Regions from separate parts of the Homo sapiens genome. Here region 1 is linked to region 2. Evidence: chromatin loops called from intact Hi-C (ENCODE). Cell type or tissue: OCI-LY7. All regions are shown on one strand. Links, peaks and the distances in the headings refer to the core of each region. The heading gives the core; the rest is flanking DNA.

Region 1 (8,342 bases), core at 119-8,118, 210 kb after region 2:
ATGGAAGTTGTAGCAAAAGGTAACTGGGAGAATGACAACTTCCCGCAGCCCTGTAGGCTGAGAGAGCCCAGGGTAGAGGCAGGGCCAGCCTTCCTGAAGTTTGGAATTACTCTCAGTCATTGACCTTGGGAAAAATCCTTCAAAGGAGGAGAATGTGAGTAGATTCCCCTCTGGAGCAATTTATGCCCCAGGGCATTGTTGAGAACAATAGAGAAATCAGTCAGCAATTACTGGTGCTTAAGAGCTGAGTGTACTCAGGGACCGAGACATTCAGACAGCCCTGTCAAAACCACTGTCATCCCAGAGTGACAGTGGGCAAACCCAAGTCTGTACCCCCTGAGAACATTAGAGACAGAACACTCCTGGGTGGGATGGAGGAAGAGACTGCTCTAAAATAATCCAGACACAGTGCAGTGGTTTACATCTGTAATCCCAGCACTTTAGGAGGCAGAGATGGGAGAATCCCTTGAGGCCAGCAGTTCGAGACCAATATAGGCAGCATAGTGAGACCCGCCCCCCATCTTTACAAAAAAACTAAATTAGCTGGGTGTGGTGGCACGTGCCTGTAGTCCTAGCTACTCAGGAGGCTGAGGCAGGAGGATCACTTGGGCCTATGAATTTAAGGCTACGATGAACTGTGGTCAAGCCACTACACTCCAGCCTGGGTGACAGAGTAAGACCCTGTCTCAAAAAAAAAAAAAAAAAATTTCAGACAGACACTAAACAAATAAACAAATAGCAATAACAAGCTCCCGAAAGGGAGAGGCATAGGGCCAGTACTCAGAGTTGCTACAATTTATTATCTAAAATATCTAGTTCAAAAGCATGTATTATCTAAAGCACCTAGTTCCCAGCAAAACATTATAAGACATGCTAAAAAAACAGGAATGACCCACAGCATGGGGGTCAGGGAGCTGCAACACAGACTGCCTGTGAGAGCAACCAGATGTCAGATTTAACAGACAAAGATGTTAAAACAGCTATTGTAATGTAAAGAAGTCAAGTATAAAAACAATATCCCATCAAATAGAGAGTATCAATAAAGAGATAGAAATCATAGAAAAGTACCAAGTGTAATTTCCAGAAATTAAAGTACAGTCACTGGACAATTAAAAGAGAATGCAGGAGCAGTACCACAGAAACGGTGGCATGAAAAAGACAAATAACCACATTAAAAAATGGACCGAGCATCTGAAATGTCATGCTCCAAAAAAGATACACAAATGAGCACTTGAAAAGATGCTCAGCATCATCAGACTCAGGGAAATGGAACCAAAACCACAATGAGAGTCCACTTTGCCCTGACGAGGTTGGCCAGAACCAGAACATCAGACAATAGCAAATGCTGGGGAGAAGGTGGGAAAATCAGAACCCTCATACACGGCTGGTGGAAATGGAAAATGTTGAAGTCTCTTTGGAAAACTGACTGGTGGTTCCTGAGATGGTTACAGAGCCACTGTGTGACCCAACAATGCCTCTCCAGAATTGAAACATACGTCTACATAAAAATGTGTACATAAATGTTTACAGCAACATTATTTATAATGGCCAAAAGGTGGAAACAATCCAAATGTTACCAGATAGATAGTCTTGAGGGTGAGTTGTCCAGGTTCTTGTCGTGTTGAACAAAGAATTGAACAAAATGCACAAAGCAATGAAAGAATGAAACAACAAAAGCCCAGACTATTGAAGTGAAAGTGTTCTCCACAGGGTGGGAGCGGCTGGAGCAAGTGGCACAAGAGCCCCAATTGCGATGCTCTTTAGGGTTTTTATTAAGCTAAAAGAGTTTGGTAACAGAGGTCTCCAGTTGGTTACACCCTATGTAAATGAAGGATTTGCCCGAGGCCAGTTAGAAGCTGAAGCAAAGAGGCTGAAGTGAGTTGGCATCTTATGCAAATGAAGGATTAGCCCACAGCCAATCAGAGGTACTTCCCAATTGTGGCAGTGGAGGGGAAGGGTCTGTAGGAGGAATGGCCTATGGTCCCTTGTCTCTTGGGTATGAAGAGGTGGGATTTCCTTTTGAGCCAGTTCCAGGAAGTCAGCGTGAATTGGCCTTAGGTTCCCTATCTCCAGACCCTGTTCTCCTGCCTCACAAATGCCCATCACCTCACAAATGGAAAAGCACAATGTAGTATATCCATACAATGAAATAATATTCGGCTGTGGAAAGAAGTGCTGACACACTCTGCAACGTGGGTGAACTTTTGAAAACATTTTGCTAAGTCAAAGAATCCAGGCACAAAAGACCGTGTATTATGCAATTCCATTTACTTGAAATATCCAGAATCGGCAAATCTATAGAGACAGAAAGTAGATTAGTAGTTGCATAGGGGTAGGGTTTGGGGAATGGAGAAATAGGCAATGATAGCTAAAGGACAGAGGATATCTTTTTCAGGGGGTAAAAATGTTCTAAAATTCACTGTGGTAATGGATGCACATATCTGTAAATATACTAAAAACCATTGAATGTACACCTTAAATGGGTGAATTGTATGGTGTGTGAAAAAATAAAGCTGTTTTTTAAAGACCTTACAAAGAGACTACTTATGTTCAGTTTGTGATTCTTTTCTTTAAACAGGCCAGCATACAGTATGTGTGTGTGATCCCTAGTGGTGGAAGAAAGTTAATTTGCTCCTATGTTAAGACTCTTCTCCCAAACAAAGCTCGCATAGGTTTTTCTGTGAGGCCCAATTTCCAATGGTATCGGCTCCACTAAGCATGAGTTCTCTGCAGAGCATCTTGCCTTCCAAATACTAAAACATGGAAAAATGCCACTGAATCATTCTGTCTCTGGGATACAGAAGTAGCAAGAAAACTTTAATAAATGAAGTGCACTTTTTACAATTATCATGGAAGAGTCCTGAGCAAGTTCCATTAGGGTCACAGGATGAAGATGCAATATGGGGGTTGCTGGGGGGATCTTCCAAGTAGAGAAGTGGCAGAACCTGCAACAGCTCTCAAACCCTCATTGCCCAACAGCTCAGGCCTGACAAAGATGGTCTGCCCACACGTGGCCAGCATTCTGCTGGGAGAAGGGCTGGTCCTCACCATGCTCTACATAGTTACAGGATTGCAGGCAGAAAAATCTCTGTAGCAACGGAAGTTCCCTTGCACAGAGGCATCCTTGTGATCGGGGGCGTATTCTGAGCTCAGCGCTGTTGTCTGTCGGCTCCTGGGCTAAAGCAACAAGGTTCCCCACAGGGTTACCACGAGCAGGGAAGAAATGGCTAGATCTGTCTCCCATCACAGAGGAAACTCTGGGAACAAATATTCTTTCTTCAAGGTTCAAGTTAACCATCTCTCTTAGGAGAAGACATGGATGTTGCCTGGGCCTTTCTTTTCAAATTGTTGAACAGTTACTCTCTCAGTGCAGGTTAAAAAGGCAGCTCAAGAGCACAGTGTGGACAAGTGTCCAAGTGTTGACAGTTGATTAGTGCAGGGCCCTGGCATCAGCTTCCGCAGCCCCACCCCTGGGGTCTTGCTGGACCACGTGTGGGCTGAGAAGGTCTCTCCCGTTGGGGCTGTGGGCCCCCTGGCCAGTCAGCATGGAGTCTCTTTCCTCCTGGACTCCGTCCTGGTGGCCACCTGACCTTCTAAGAAGGGGAGAGGGAGTTGGGCATGAGAAATGCAGCTCCTCTTGTTTGGAGACAGGCCCAGCACGTCTTGTACTGCACTGCTTCTTAGGAGAAGAAAGAAGTACAGAGTAGGCTGTCAGGGTTTGGCTGCCAGCCGCCTGAGACCCTTGGGCGAAGGCTCAGCACCTCGGTTTCCTCACACATGAAATGGAGATAACCATAGAACCTTCCTCTTTTGTTTACTTTGAGGATTAATCCTTTTAGAGCCCTTGGCAAACATCGCACACTCAGTAAGTGTTGACATCCTCAAATAAGGGCCCAAATTGAACACACTGTATGGGTGAAAACATTTTTCATCCTGTTGGCAAACAATCTCAAAGCTTCACCTCCATCTCCGAGACCCAAGTGTCACTACCCACTCACCATCTGCAGAACCTCCTCCACAAGGAGGAATACAGCCAGGGGTCCTGGCTATCTTGCTTTTGCCGTCGAGTTTAAGAGTGTGACTCTCAGCATTCAGACTACTTTCAAGACAAATGTCATGTGCAGTTTGTTTGTTTTAATTTTATTTTTTAATAGTAACATATCACATGATATTTTAAAAAGCACTGTGGAGTCTTTCTCACTGCTGTTCCCATCACCAACTTGCCAACCTTCCCACCTCCCACGGGTAATGATATTTATTTGTTGCTTGTGTGTCCTTCCAGATTCTGTATGCATATATAAGAAAATGTAGATTATATATATATATTCTTGTCGTACCCTTTTTTACACAAATAACATTTTTTCACCTTGTTTTTTTCACTTCTCAACATATCTTGGAGACCTTTCTGCATTAGTATATAGAGAACTTTCTCATTCTTTTGTACAGCAGCATACTACCCTCTCGTGGAGATGTGCCATAAGTTATTTAACCTCAGAGAGGTGAACTGGGTCGGTAACACCAGAATTCCACCATAGTTATATCTATACATTATTTCTAATCTATATATGTGCAAATATTTATTCTGCATTTATAATTAATTACTCCTGCCTCTTGCCGTATTCTGTAAAGGAAGACTGCCAGACCTAATAGGGTACTTCCTACATGGCTGGCACTAGTCTAAGCCCTGTCATATAGAAATTCATTTGATCATTCTAACAACCCTAGACATGGTACTGTCTCCATTTAGAGATGAGGATATGAAGGCAGAGAGAAGTTAAGTAACTTGTCTAAGTCATTTAACTGCCAAGTGGCAGACCTAGGATTTGGAGCTAGGCAGTCTAGCTGCAAGTCTATGTTCTTTTTTTAATTTGTATTTTAAAAATTTTTTGTAGAGACAGGGTCTCACTATGTTGCCAAGGCTGGTCTTGAATTCCTGGCCTCAAGGGATCCTCCCACTTTGGTCTCCCAAAGTGCTGGGATTATGGGTGGAAGCTACTGTGCCAGACCAGAGTCCATGTTCTTAATTACTATGTATATATCTCACCTCTATATGTCAAAACTATTAACAGACTCAATAGAGTCCATCTTATTTTGATGGATTGTTTTCTTTTAACCTAATCTTCTTGATTTTACATAATCCTGAATCAGAAAATCCATTAATTCTCCGGTCCAGGTGGACCCAAAAAACATTTGCAGTCACACTTGCAAAAAAAAATTAATTGGAAGACCATTAGACTGAGGCAGACCCAGGGTTTTAGGTTCCTCTGTAAGCAAACCGAAGCCCAACATAAGGAGTAAAATGAAACTAGAGACTTTGGCAACTGGAAACCACCAACTGACCTCTAACTAGGGGCTGTCACTACCTAGTCAAAGCTGTGTTCCTTGTATTTCTTCCACAAACACCTCTCACCGTCTCTCTCTCCACCCTGCAGTGGAGTGATACCCACTTACCACCCAGTACTGTGTGATTCGTGAATCGATGTCTGCTCAGATAAACTATAAAATCCAATATGCCTAAGTGTATCTTTTAACACCATCACGATATCTAGATTGGCAGACAAGGCAAGTGCAAGCCTGGAAGGCAGCATGAGCAAGGTCTTTCCTACATAAGAGAGATGCTCTGCACACAGTCACTTATTACAATGTCTGCTTTCTTAAACGTTTAATGACAGAAAAATATTCATAATATCTTAAGTGACAAAAGAATCAATAATATAAATACATTTGTATGAAAAATATCTTCCTGTACTCAAACCTGTAAGCATCCATGCCCACACTGGCACCCACTTTCATTCCCATGCCTCTCCCCTTGCTCATCTCCAGACCTATGTCTATATCTGTTTATATCACAGAAACCAGCTAGGTGCTTGCCTAACCAGCTCCCTTTCCTTCCTGGGCACACTGTATTTTCCAGGCTCCCTTGTGGTTGGATGCAGCCATGTGTCCAGTATGGCCAGGAAAAGGTGGTCAGAATACCTATATACTTAGCTCTCTAAACCTCTATTCCCTTCTCAGCTGCCAATGCTGAGGAACCAGAGTGAAATTCCACACCCGGGGTGCGATGGAGCCACCCGAAGGCAGGAGGCTGGGTCCTGAATGGCTGCATGGAGGAGAGGCCCCTCCTCCCCTTTCCAGCCCTCCACACTGGACTGCAGCAGGGGACAGAAATCACGCTTTGTTATGTGACGTCCCCAGGACCTAGGGGCTGTTTGTTAATTAATTGGGCTGTCTTAACTAATAGGCCTAGAATAGGAACACAACAAAATGCTAGTAGCATATATCTGCATTGTGGGATTATGAAAGCTTTTATTTTATTTTGTATTTTAATGTTTCTTTCTAAATTTACCACAATAAATTAGTGTTCATTTTTGTAATAAAAGCACCTGTTAATGTTATTAAAACGGTTTTACTTTCTAATCAAAACTTACTTTCTTCATTTGATTGTGTTTGTTCTTAAAATTTCGTCTTAAAATTCAGAGGAAACTCAGTGTCTCATTCTTACATCTGTGTTCTCCCCAGTTGTCTGCCAGAGACTAACCCTTTACTGAAATGATGAGCGGGGAGGGAATGGGACCTGAGGCGGGCTGAGCAGGAAATCCCCGCTCCACAGGCCATGCTGCGCTGTGCAGTGGCGGTGCAGGGGGGCAGCTTCGGTCTGGGCATCACCGAGCCCACATGCAGCAGGCCCGGCACAAGCTGCACCAGATGCATCCGGGGTGCAGATCCGTGCTGCGCGCCTTCCCTCTGTCACCGTGGCCCTTTTTTCTTGGTTGGATTGCACATGGGTTCTAAAGTACACAGCTTGCTTCCTTAGTGAAAGATGAGTTTTGCAAATTGGCAGATATTCTTTCGGTTGTGACTCCCCACGGGAGGTAGGTTCCCGTCCCGTGTTCCCTGAGGATCCGGCACACCCACACCTCTCGCTGTCTGGAGGAGAGTGCTCCATGGAGCTCTGAGACGAAGTCCTGAGGATTCTCCTGGAAAGAAAAGTCACCCCAAGATGCTCCTTGGGCTTGAAGGATAGTGGAAGGAAGGAGAAGGGAGAAGTGAAGATGCTGTGACTATAGACAGGTGTCTGTCGCTTAGGTAGTCCCTGACACACCCTCTCCATAGCTGTGCCCTGGCCACAAGGCGAGGAGTGAAACAAAAGGGCAAACAAAAACCTTTCTTCCCTCTCACTCCCTCCTCTTCCTTTTCCTCTCCCTTTTCCTCTCCATGGAACACCGACCGATTCCTTTAGAGGAAAGCAGCGGGACCCAGGTGGCGCCTCCCTCAGGATTCCGCTCTGGGGAGAGGAGGTGACTGCAGGCTGTGCCCAGATGGTCATCAGCCGGCGTGGTGCCCAGACTTCGGTGGGGACCGGCAGCAGAACCACTCCCAGCAGCGCGGGCATGTCCTGCAGAGGAGCCTGAGGGAAACACAGATGCCAGCACCAGGCCCTGAGAGTCCAGCAGGCCCTGGGGCCACTCTGAGCAGCTGAGGGTACGAGCTAACTGTACCCAAAGAGCCCACAGCCAGCCAGGGAAGTTCTATTCTCTGGTTATTATGGTGATTTAAAGACTTCTGGATTGGCTTGATCTGGAAAACACAGTTTAAGTGTTTGAACATTCTCAGCCGCCAGTGGCCCACAGATGTTTAACCAGCTGTGAATTTCCTATTTTGGGGGCTGAATTAAGTTGCTAGTGGCAAGCTATTTCTGCAAGCTCTCTGCTTTTCTTCTGACTCCTTTTACGTTTTCTTATAATATAAGGCAAAAAGAGTTGAGAATAGAGAGACAGAAGTTCCATAATGCTGATTTATGTTAGGCAATTTGTTACTGGCTCAATCCTAGGCTTTGAAAATAAAAGAAATAGAAAACACTGATTAAAATGAAGGTTTCAAATCACCTGTGCCTTTCTTTCATTCATACTATCCCTGACATTTTTTAAGTGGTAGAAATGTTTCTTATATGTGGAAATTCAATAAATAAGTCAGATAAAGGAGGAGACTTCTGGCTGAAATGGCACAGGTCCTGGCTCCCGGGGCTGCCCTGGCTCTGGGAGCCCCCTTCCCTCACATTCCCAGGGCTGACTGGACACAGTTTTAAAACATAACATAGAAGGTTGGCGATTGAACATGCTCCCTTGAGTATACAGGAGGAAAAATAAAACAATAACAAAAACGTGATCAGGGGAAACCTGGTCTCCTTGGGGCCCAAAGGCTGCAATGAAGAGAGCATGGCTAGAAGGAAAGTCCTGAGTTCAAAACCCCATTCACTGCCTGCTGGGCCAGAGACCTCACACTTGCAGCAAAACACCTCGAGCTTCAGTTTGTCACCTGTAAAATAAATGCCGTTTTCTTAT
Region 2 (8,342 bases), core at 13-8,012:
CCATTACTGTTTAATGATTATTTTTTTCCTTTAAAAAATTTTGTATAAATATAAAATTAAAATATAGTAAAATGTGCACGTTACAGAGTTTTAAACTTCATATTCCCTGTAGTATACAACAGCCTTATCAATATATGGATCATGTCTATTGATGCAGAAAATACCTCCTTGTAACTTGTTAACCAATATCCACTCACCCCACCATATGCAGCCCCTGTTTTGATTTCTGTTAACATACATTATTTTTTCAACTCCATAAAAGTTAAATAAATCACAGTGTACAGTTTGATGTCTACCTCTTTTACTCAAGAAATGCCCATTTAGCCCACAGTTCTAGACTCAGTGTGTGTCCGGAAATCCTAGACAGGCCATGGAAAAAATCAGATGAATGAGTTCTTTCATTAGCCTCAGACTAAACATCCAGATCAAAGAGTCCTACAGTTCATAAGATTCTTTTCATTATAATGCAATAAAGAATTTGTTTTCTTCGCATATTTATCCTTTAATTTGGTGACTCATACAAGTTAGTCTAGTTTCATTTATCTTATAGGAAATACTCAAAAAATATTAGGTTCCCATCAAATTCTCTGAATAAAATGACTTTCATTTACTTGCTATATAGTTCTTAAGCTACATATATTACCTAGTCATTTTAGACCAAAACTTTATTAATTCATTTTCATACTTATATTCATCACAGATGGAATAAGTTTTAATTCTGTAAGTTTTGCTTCTTTCATGTTCGTAAAAATTAAAACTTTTATTTGAAAAGTGAGTTCTAGGAATGTAGGTAATTTTTAAAAAATAAATGTTTTTTTCAGTCAGACATGAGTTTAAAAAAAAATTCCAAAAACATATCTTACATATAGAATGTATCTAATATTCCTAAAAAAATCAAACTATTTTCCAAAGTCCTCCTTGTCCCAGTTTTAGTTTTGCAAATTTCAAATTAATGATGTCAATACTTAAGTATGTGCTGTAGCAGTTAAGAAATTTCAAATAAGGAGACAGTGACAAGGCTGCAATCACATTTAAAATAAAGAAATTAAAGTAATTATGGTGATTTCACCGTTTCAATTCCTTGGATATAAGATTATCATTTCTCAGAATTAAGCAGTTATAAGTATATTTGTCTCCTTTAATTTTTACTCCATATATTATTCATTTAAGACAACTTTTATCTTTTCTTTGATAAGGGATGGATATGCCAGAACTCATTTTTAACTAGAATGAAATTTAAGGAATTTTGAACCTTATGTGGTCCTGATCTCTGTGCTTGGGTTTTAATTTTTTTCTCAACCTGTATCATATGCACTTAGCCATGAACAATAAAATATGAACAAATCACATTTTCTTGTTGCTAAGCTACAAAGAATATGATGGTAAAGTGAAATCTCTTCAGCAAGAAAACCAGACTTTCCCCTTGTTTTGTTATTGATCAGGGGAACTGACTATGGTGCAGGACTGCTTGGGTTTCGCAGTCAAGGCAGCTTTTTATATGTGATGAAGCTACTCCGAGTTTTTCTAATTCTTTACTTTGGAACAAGACTTTCTCTTCTGATTTTCCTGAAAAAAGATTCAAATGTCTTGATACTATAAACATGCTAGAGGCAAACAAGCATCCTAAGCTGTACTTTCCATTTGCTAAAACGGGATAATTGTCACATAGGTGTTAAGTAATAGCAGCCACCCATTACCCAAATGTTCCTGAAGTTTCTCTATCCTCCTGGAGTCCATAGGTTTCAATATCTCTGTAAATAGCACTGACATCTAATTGGTGATGATCTTGCTTTCTCTGAGTGTGCCAGCTCTCTCTACATAGTTCCATTCCTTGTTTTCCAGACAGAATTTTGCTACAAGGTGGGGCATGTTGTCCAGTGTACTCACATCCATAATCTGTTCACACAATGCATGGTCAATCTCACCTCCCAGATCCTTTTTGTCCATTTTTACTTTAATGTACAAAATATAATGATGGTGATGACAATGATGGTATTGTTGACCTATATGATAATGACAAACCAAGCTATGCTCTTTTTATGTTTTCAAATGTAAGCACATCAGTAAGTGATGTACATAAATGATACGATTTAAACATCCAACACAAGGACGCACACATTTTTTATGATCATGTTGCAAATGAGAAAACAAATGACCCATCCCTTTCTTCTCCTTTAATCATGGCAACATCAGTAGCTCCTAAGAGTTTTATTTGAGGAAGTTCTGCCTGTGTTATCTGGCTGATATTGAAGACTTGGGATTTTGTCACCCAAGTCCCATAAACAGTGGGTTACAGTTCAGGTAAGATGGAATGAAGCATGGTTTTTAGAGTGTACACTGATAGGAGCTCACTTTTATAAAATTTTCACATTCACCAAAATATATTTTCTAATAAAAATAATATATTAACACAAAAGTAGCTATGCAGCTGTGCCTTTTATTTCTTTTTCTTACCTGATTGGTCTGGCTAGGACTTTCAGTACTACATTGAATAAAAATGGTAAACATAAGCATCCTTATCTTGTGTCAGATCTTAGAGAGAAAACATCCAGCTTTTCCCATTCAGTATGATGGTTCTGTTATATATGGCCTTTATTATATTGAGGTATATTTCTTCTATACCCAATCTGTTGACAGTTTTTATCTAATGAGATGAGCGTATGGTTTTTGTCCTTCGTTCCATTAATCTGATGTATCACCTTTATTGATTTGCATATGTTGAACCATCTTTATATTTCTGGGATGAATTCTACTTGATCTTGGTGAATAATCTTCACGATGTGCAATGGGATTTAGTTGGCTAGTATTTTGTGAGGATTTTTGCATCTATATTCTTCAGGGAAATAGTCCTGTAATTTTGTTGTTGTTGTTATGTCCTTGTCTGATTTGATATCTTTTCAAAAAGCCTGTCTTTGAGCTCATTGATTCTTTTTTCTGTTTGATTGATTGATTCTGCTGGTATTTTTTATTTGGTTCATTACATTTTTCAACTGTGGTCACTGCTGCTTTTTTAGCATTAGAGGGCGCTCTAAGCCTGGATTTGCCACATATCCAAAGTTGCTTTGTCGTTCTGGCCTGGAAGGACTAGAGCGGGGCTTACAGAGTGTATTTCATCCCACTGGGTTTGCACGTTTCTGCCTGGGGCCGGAACAGCTCCAGGGGTTCTGTTTACGGTCCCCAGGTTGGGGTCAAGCACTGCAGGGCTGTGCCCAGGGCTGGATCTCTGTAGTGAGCTCAGCACTGGGCTGCAAGGCCACATGTGCCTGCTTTCCTTTGCTTCCCTGAAGCAGTCTCCATGCTGTGCTGCTTGTAGTGGGGCATGGATGAGACAGGGAGTCCTGTGGCCACCACAGCTGCTATGATGCTACATCATGCCCAAAGCCACTGAGGCCAGCGCAGCGCAGGGGGATCCTCAAGTTCCACGGCTACAGCTTTCCGGCCCCTGAGATTTATTCATGGCTCTAGGCTGCTGCAGAGAGTCAGTGGTGATGTGGGCTGGGACATGAGACTGTGCCACCAGGGCTGCTGGTCTCCACCTGGCACTGTGACAAGTCCAGTGGCTCTGTCCACAGGGACCAGCCTGGGTCAGGGGCCACTGAGTCTTCCCCAGTGTTGGGTTTCACGATGGTATGCCAGCACTGCATTGCCAGGCAAAGCCCTGTGCTTAGTTTCTTTCCTTTCCTTCCCTCCAGTGGGTGGAGTCACTCTTTGCACTGTGCTGCCCAGGGTTTAGAGAGGGATGGTGAGGGCAGTCCCTTGGCCACCAAGACTCATGCTTAGCTGGATCGGGCCAAAGCCAATGGAAACTGGGGCCAGCACAACCCTGGAGTGTGTCCCAGGCCCATGCTGATACGCCCTGACTACTGCTGAGGTTTGCTCGTGGCCTGATGCCACTATCGAAGGCCAGAGGTGGTGCAGGTCAGAACATGAGACTGTCCTATTGGGGCTGCAGTTTTCCACCAAGTGCTGGGGTGATTCCAGAGACTTTGTCCATGGGTTTTGGCCTGGGGTCAGTGGCTGTGGGGTTCTCCCTGGCCCTGTGTTTTACTGTGCTGGGCCCAACACTGGGATCCAAGTCAAAGTCCTTCAGTCACATCACTCACCTTCCCTCCTGTGGGTTGTGTTTCTGTGCTGCACTGCCTGGAGTTGGGGAAGCGCTGAGGTGAGCAGTGAGACTCTGTCCTTCCTACCTTCTTCAATGCCTCTTTTCTTATTGTGCTAAAAACAGGTGCTCTATTGGATTCCTTAGCACTTGTAAAGGTGCTTTTGTGCTTGGATAGTTGTTTAATTTCATGTTTTTGTGGGGGAGATGATCACTGGAGGGCCTTATTTTTCCATTTGCCTCACCCCTTCCTCTCTTAAAGATTTTTTCCAAAAATTTTTTTTCCAAAAAAATCACCCTTCTGATTTTCCTAGAAGTGATTCTTCTGTCTCCATATTTTAAGGGCTTTCAATATTAAATATTTGGGCTCAAATATATTTACACTTTGGAACATAAATCTGTCTCGGGCAAGGGAACAATTAGCATTTCATTGCAGAATAAGGATATTTAACCACACCTGTGACATTCCTTTATAATAAAGTTTATCATGTATTCAGAGTGTGTGCATCTCTGTGGATGTATTTGAAAGGTGTATGCCAAGTCAGCCCAGGGAATTTTACTAGACCTCAAAAAGACCTTGAGCTTTTCATAAACTTAGCTGTTTCTTTTTTTTATCCCCCAGTGGAAAAGCGAGATTGTCTTTGACCATTTGCTATGGACATTGTCAGGGATGGTGCAGCCTGAATGAGAATGTCTGCGGTATTTCCCGAAATAAGTATCCCTCAAGGATGATACTGTGGACCTCACTCAGGAAGAATGTGTCCTTCAGGGAAAGCTGCACAGAGACGTGATGCTGGAGAAGCAGTCATCTGGTTACTTTAGGTGAGTCTTTCAACGTTCATTTATTTTATACAAAGTTTTCCAGAATACTTTCTCTATATTCCACCTCCCTGTATGCCCTCCTTGATTTATATACTTTCATAGTCCTATTTACATGTTTATAAAGTAAGTGTATTTCACTTACTCACTGACTGTGCAATGAGGAGGAGCACCAGGCCTTGAGAGGGGAGCCTGGTGAAGGAGGCTAACTGCAGTTTGGGGGCTAAGGCTCGGAAATGGGAGGGAGACTGGGAAGCTCAGGACCAGGAGAAGGGAAAAGCTCTGCCCACCCTCCCCTGGTGATCCTGTGCAGGGACTGTGGGCTCTGTAACTTGAAGTGGGGGGTCAGTCCCGCCACATCCCCATGGCTGGCACTTAGTATGTGGCTTCATTCAGCTGGAGGGTGTTCTGAGGACAGGAATAGAACTAGCTCACTTTCCTCATGTAGGAGTTTCTTTTCCCTGAGTCCCTCCTTTTCCAGTGGACAGCGTAGGACCACCTCTTCCACATGTTGAATTCCCCCTCTTGGCAGGTTTGTGCCCCAGGAAGTAGTGTGTTGATTTGAAGCCCTAAAAAAAATATTTTCCACACTCAAGAGTGACTTATCCAGACCGATTTTACCTAAGAAACAAGCCTGAAGGAGGAGAGAGAAGAAAGAAGAGTCAGAACTAGCACTTTCCCAGGTGAAAGTCACACTGTGGTTGATTGTTCTGTCTTCTCCCTGCAGTGCTGTGTTCAGGACTTGCTAATCTCTGACTCTGCAATGTCCTGCCGCACACATTTGCTGGTACTCACTGAGGGCCTTGCCTCAGTCCCCTCCCATCTCCATGTCACTGTGACCCAGTGAAATGGGCCTGTGAAGAGGCCATTTGGGGGGTCATCCTGGGCAGGACTATACCCAAGACCTGGGTTGGGGACAGGGAGCGGGTCCTGTGGGGTTAGAGGGATAGGACAGCAGGGATTGTTTAGGGGACACATCGGATGCATTGTCTGCTCCCAGTGGATGAGGATTAAAGAAACTGCACAAATAAGTAGTGTATTTATGTGTAGGTGGAAAATCCTGGACAAAGATTAATAAGGGGAAACTTGTTCTACTTGACTTCATTGTGAATTTGAAGCTCAACCAACTGAATCAGTGTGATTCTGGCCCAAAAGTACTATTGATTTGGCTTTGAACTCCTGGCCTCAAGTAATCCACCGCCTCATGCTCCCAAAGTGCTGGGGTTACAAGTGTGAGCCTCTGCACCTGGCCCTGTAGTGTTGATTTGGACTAGAATGGAATAAATTATTCAAAAATTGATATCATCGAGAAATAAAGGTTGGATTTCATGCAGATGATAAAGGGTGGTTTCATTTCATAATTGCTTTTCAAAAAGTTGAATCAACCTAAGCATTTAACACTAGGAAGTTGTTTAAATCATTGACAGAATATCCATCCCGTGGAAACCTTGTTCATGGAGTGACTCATGTAGCCATTGGGTTAGGTCTTTTTGTTGTTTGTTTGTTCGTTTGTTTTTTTGTTTTGTTTTTGAGACAGAGTCTTGCTCTGTTGCCCAGGCTGGAATGCAGTGGCACAATCTTGGCTCACTGCAACCTCTGCCTCCCAGGTTCAAGCAATTCTCGTGCCTCAGCCTCCCTGGTACCTGGGAATACTGGTGCACATCACCACGCCCGGCTGATTTTTGTATTTTTAGTAGAGATGGCGTTTTGCCTTGTTGGCCAGGCTGGTCTTAAACTCCTGGCCTCATGTGATCCACCTGCCTCAGCCTCTCAAAGTTCTGGGATTATAGGCGTGAGCCACTGCACCTGACCGGGTCTTTTTTTAAAAACACAAAATTTTGTATGTATGCAATTCAGCTGAGACACTGGGGCAGCGAACTGTCTTAACCATCAAGAGATCAAAACCAGGGCAGGCACAGTGGCTCCCAGCACCTTGGCAGGCTGAGACAGGAGGACCACTTGAGGCCAGGAGTTCATAGTCCTGGGCAACATAGTGTGACCCTGTCTCTACAGAATTTTTAAAAATTAGCCAGGCTTGGTGGTATGTGCCTATAGTCCCAGCTACTTGAGTAGCTGATAGAGGAGGATGGCTTGAGCCCAGGAGGTTGAGGCTGGAGGTTGAGGTGGTTGAAGCTTCAGTGAGCTAATTATCGTGCCTCTGCACTCCAGCCTGAGTGATGGAGAGAAAAAAAAAAAAAAGAGGTCAAAGCCAAATTCTGGTACTATCAATTTTTATTAAATATTATTTTATTTTAAACATTACCATATATATATTTGTTTTGTGGTAAAACTCCTAATAATGACACAGTTTGAGACTTGAGAGAAAGGAGCAAAGCAGTCTTTCTTATCATGTCTGCCACTGCCTCAACCAGGAACCACTGTTGTCAGTTCTGTGGCAAGAGTCAGGGAAACTCTCGTAAAAATCCATTTACACATAATTATGTGAGTTGAAAAAATAGTTCGGTGAATCTATTGTTATGTAGTATTCTTTTTTAAAACTATATATCTTGAATCTGTTTTCATGTTAGCAAATATTGAAATACTTGCTTTCTTAGTTCTGTTTGCAAACATTTCATGCTTAATAAGAATTTATATTATGCTGTTCAGCATGCTTATTATTAAATATTTTATTCTGAGATATAATGCTATGATTATTTCTGATTTTTAATCTTTTGATTTAACTAATAAACTAAAGTGGTGTTCTAATTATGAACCATTGCTGTGTTAATGGAATAAAACATTTAACTTATATTAGTGGCTTTAATAAAAATTTCTTAAGCAGTGAAAACATGGCTAAATAGCTAAATTTAAATGGACTAAATTTTATTTATTTTTTTATGTATATCTTTGATGTGGACTAAAGTTACAGTGTTTTATATATTTTATTTTTATTTTCATAGTTTTTAAATAACCTAATATAATATAAACAGTCTTGTTATTTCTTGCAAGATTTACATCTCAAAGAAACTGTATCTGGCATAAAATTTTAAGAACATTTACCCTTAATGTGAATTAAATCTTGTTAGGCTTCAGAAAAACACGTTGGAGACCTTTTAATTTAAATATTTATAAGGATTAATTCGATTTTCTCTTTATTTTTAATATACTTTATTTCTTAGAGAAGTTTAAGGTTCACAGCAAAATCTAGCAGTGTTACAGTCTTCTTGTGTACACCATCCCTCTCTGAAAGTTGTCAGAATTAAAATGGAGTCCCTAATTTAAGAAAACCATAACACATAAAGCTGGGGAAGGCTGTAAAGAAAGGGTTCTCATGCTATATGCCTGATAACAAAAAGTTTCATGAGAGACTGCAGAACATCACAGCCTTGCACAAAGGCCATCACAACCTTACACAAAAAATATTTCTGCAAGGACATCTGCCCAGCAACTGCCTGTCCAGCTTTTGACTAGCATTGCCTTT

The links. Hi-C counts contacts between places; a loop is a spot of excess contacts. Peaks named below come from ENCODE experiments on the same cell type or tissue, not always from the same donor. Only the 100,000 strongest peaks of a DNase experiment are listed, where the experiment ranks them.
Region 1: it touches region 2 in a loop (6-fold over the local background); 2 of 110 quality-filtered maps call a loop at or near these places.

Annotation. Positions count from the first base shown.
Region 1 is chr18:13,870,871-13,879,212 of GRCh38, reverse strand. No RefSeq gene overlaps it. Among named protein-coding and RNA genes, the nearest start is that of MC2R, 40 kb to the left of the region's middle. RefSeq lists enhancers at 1-607, 1,808-2,778, 6,206-7,044. In OCI-LY7, for the core only: a CTCF peak has its summit at 4,454 (motif pointing left); no DNase peak of the experiment used is centred there.
Region 2 is chr18:14,081,459-14,089,800 of GRCh38, reverse strand. It overlaps a transcript of ZNF519 not described here. Among named protein-coding and RNA genes, the nearest start is that of ZNF519, 47 kb to the left of the region's middle. In OCI-LY7, for the core only: CTCF peaks have their summits at 2,815 and 3,019 (motif pointing right); a DNase peak (open chromatin) is centred at 3,040.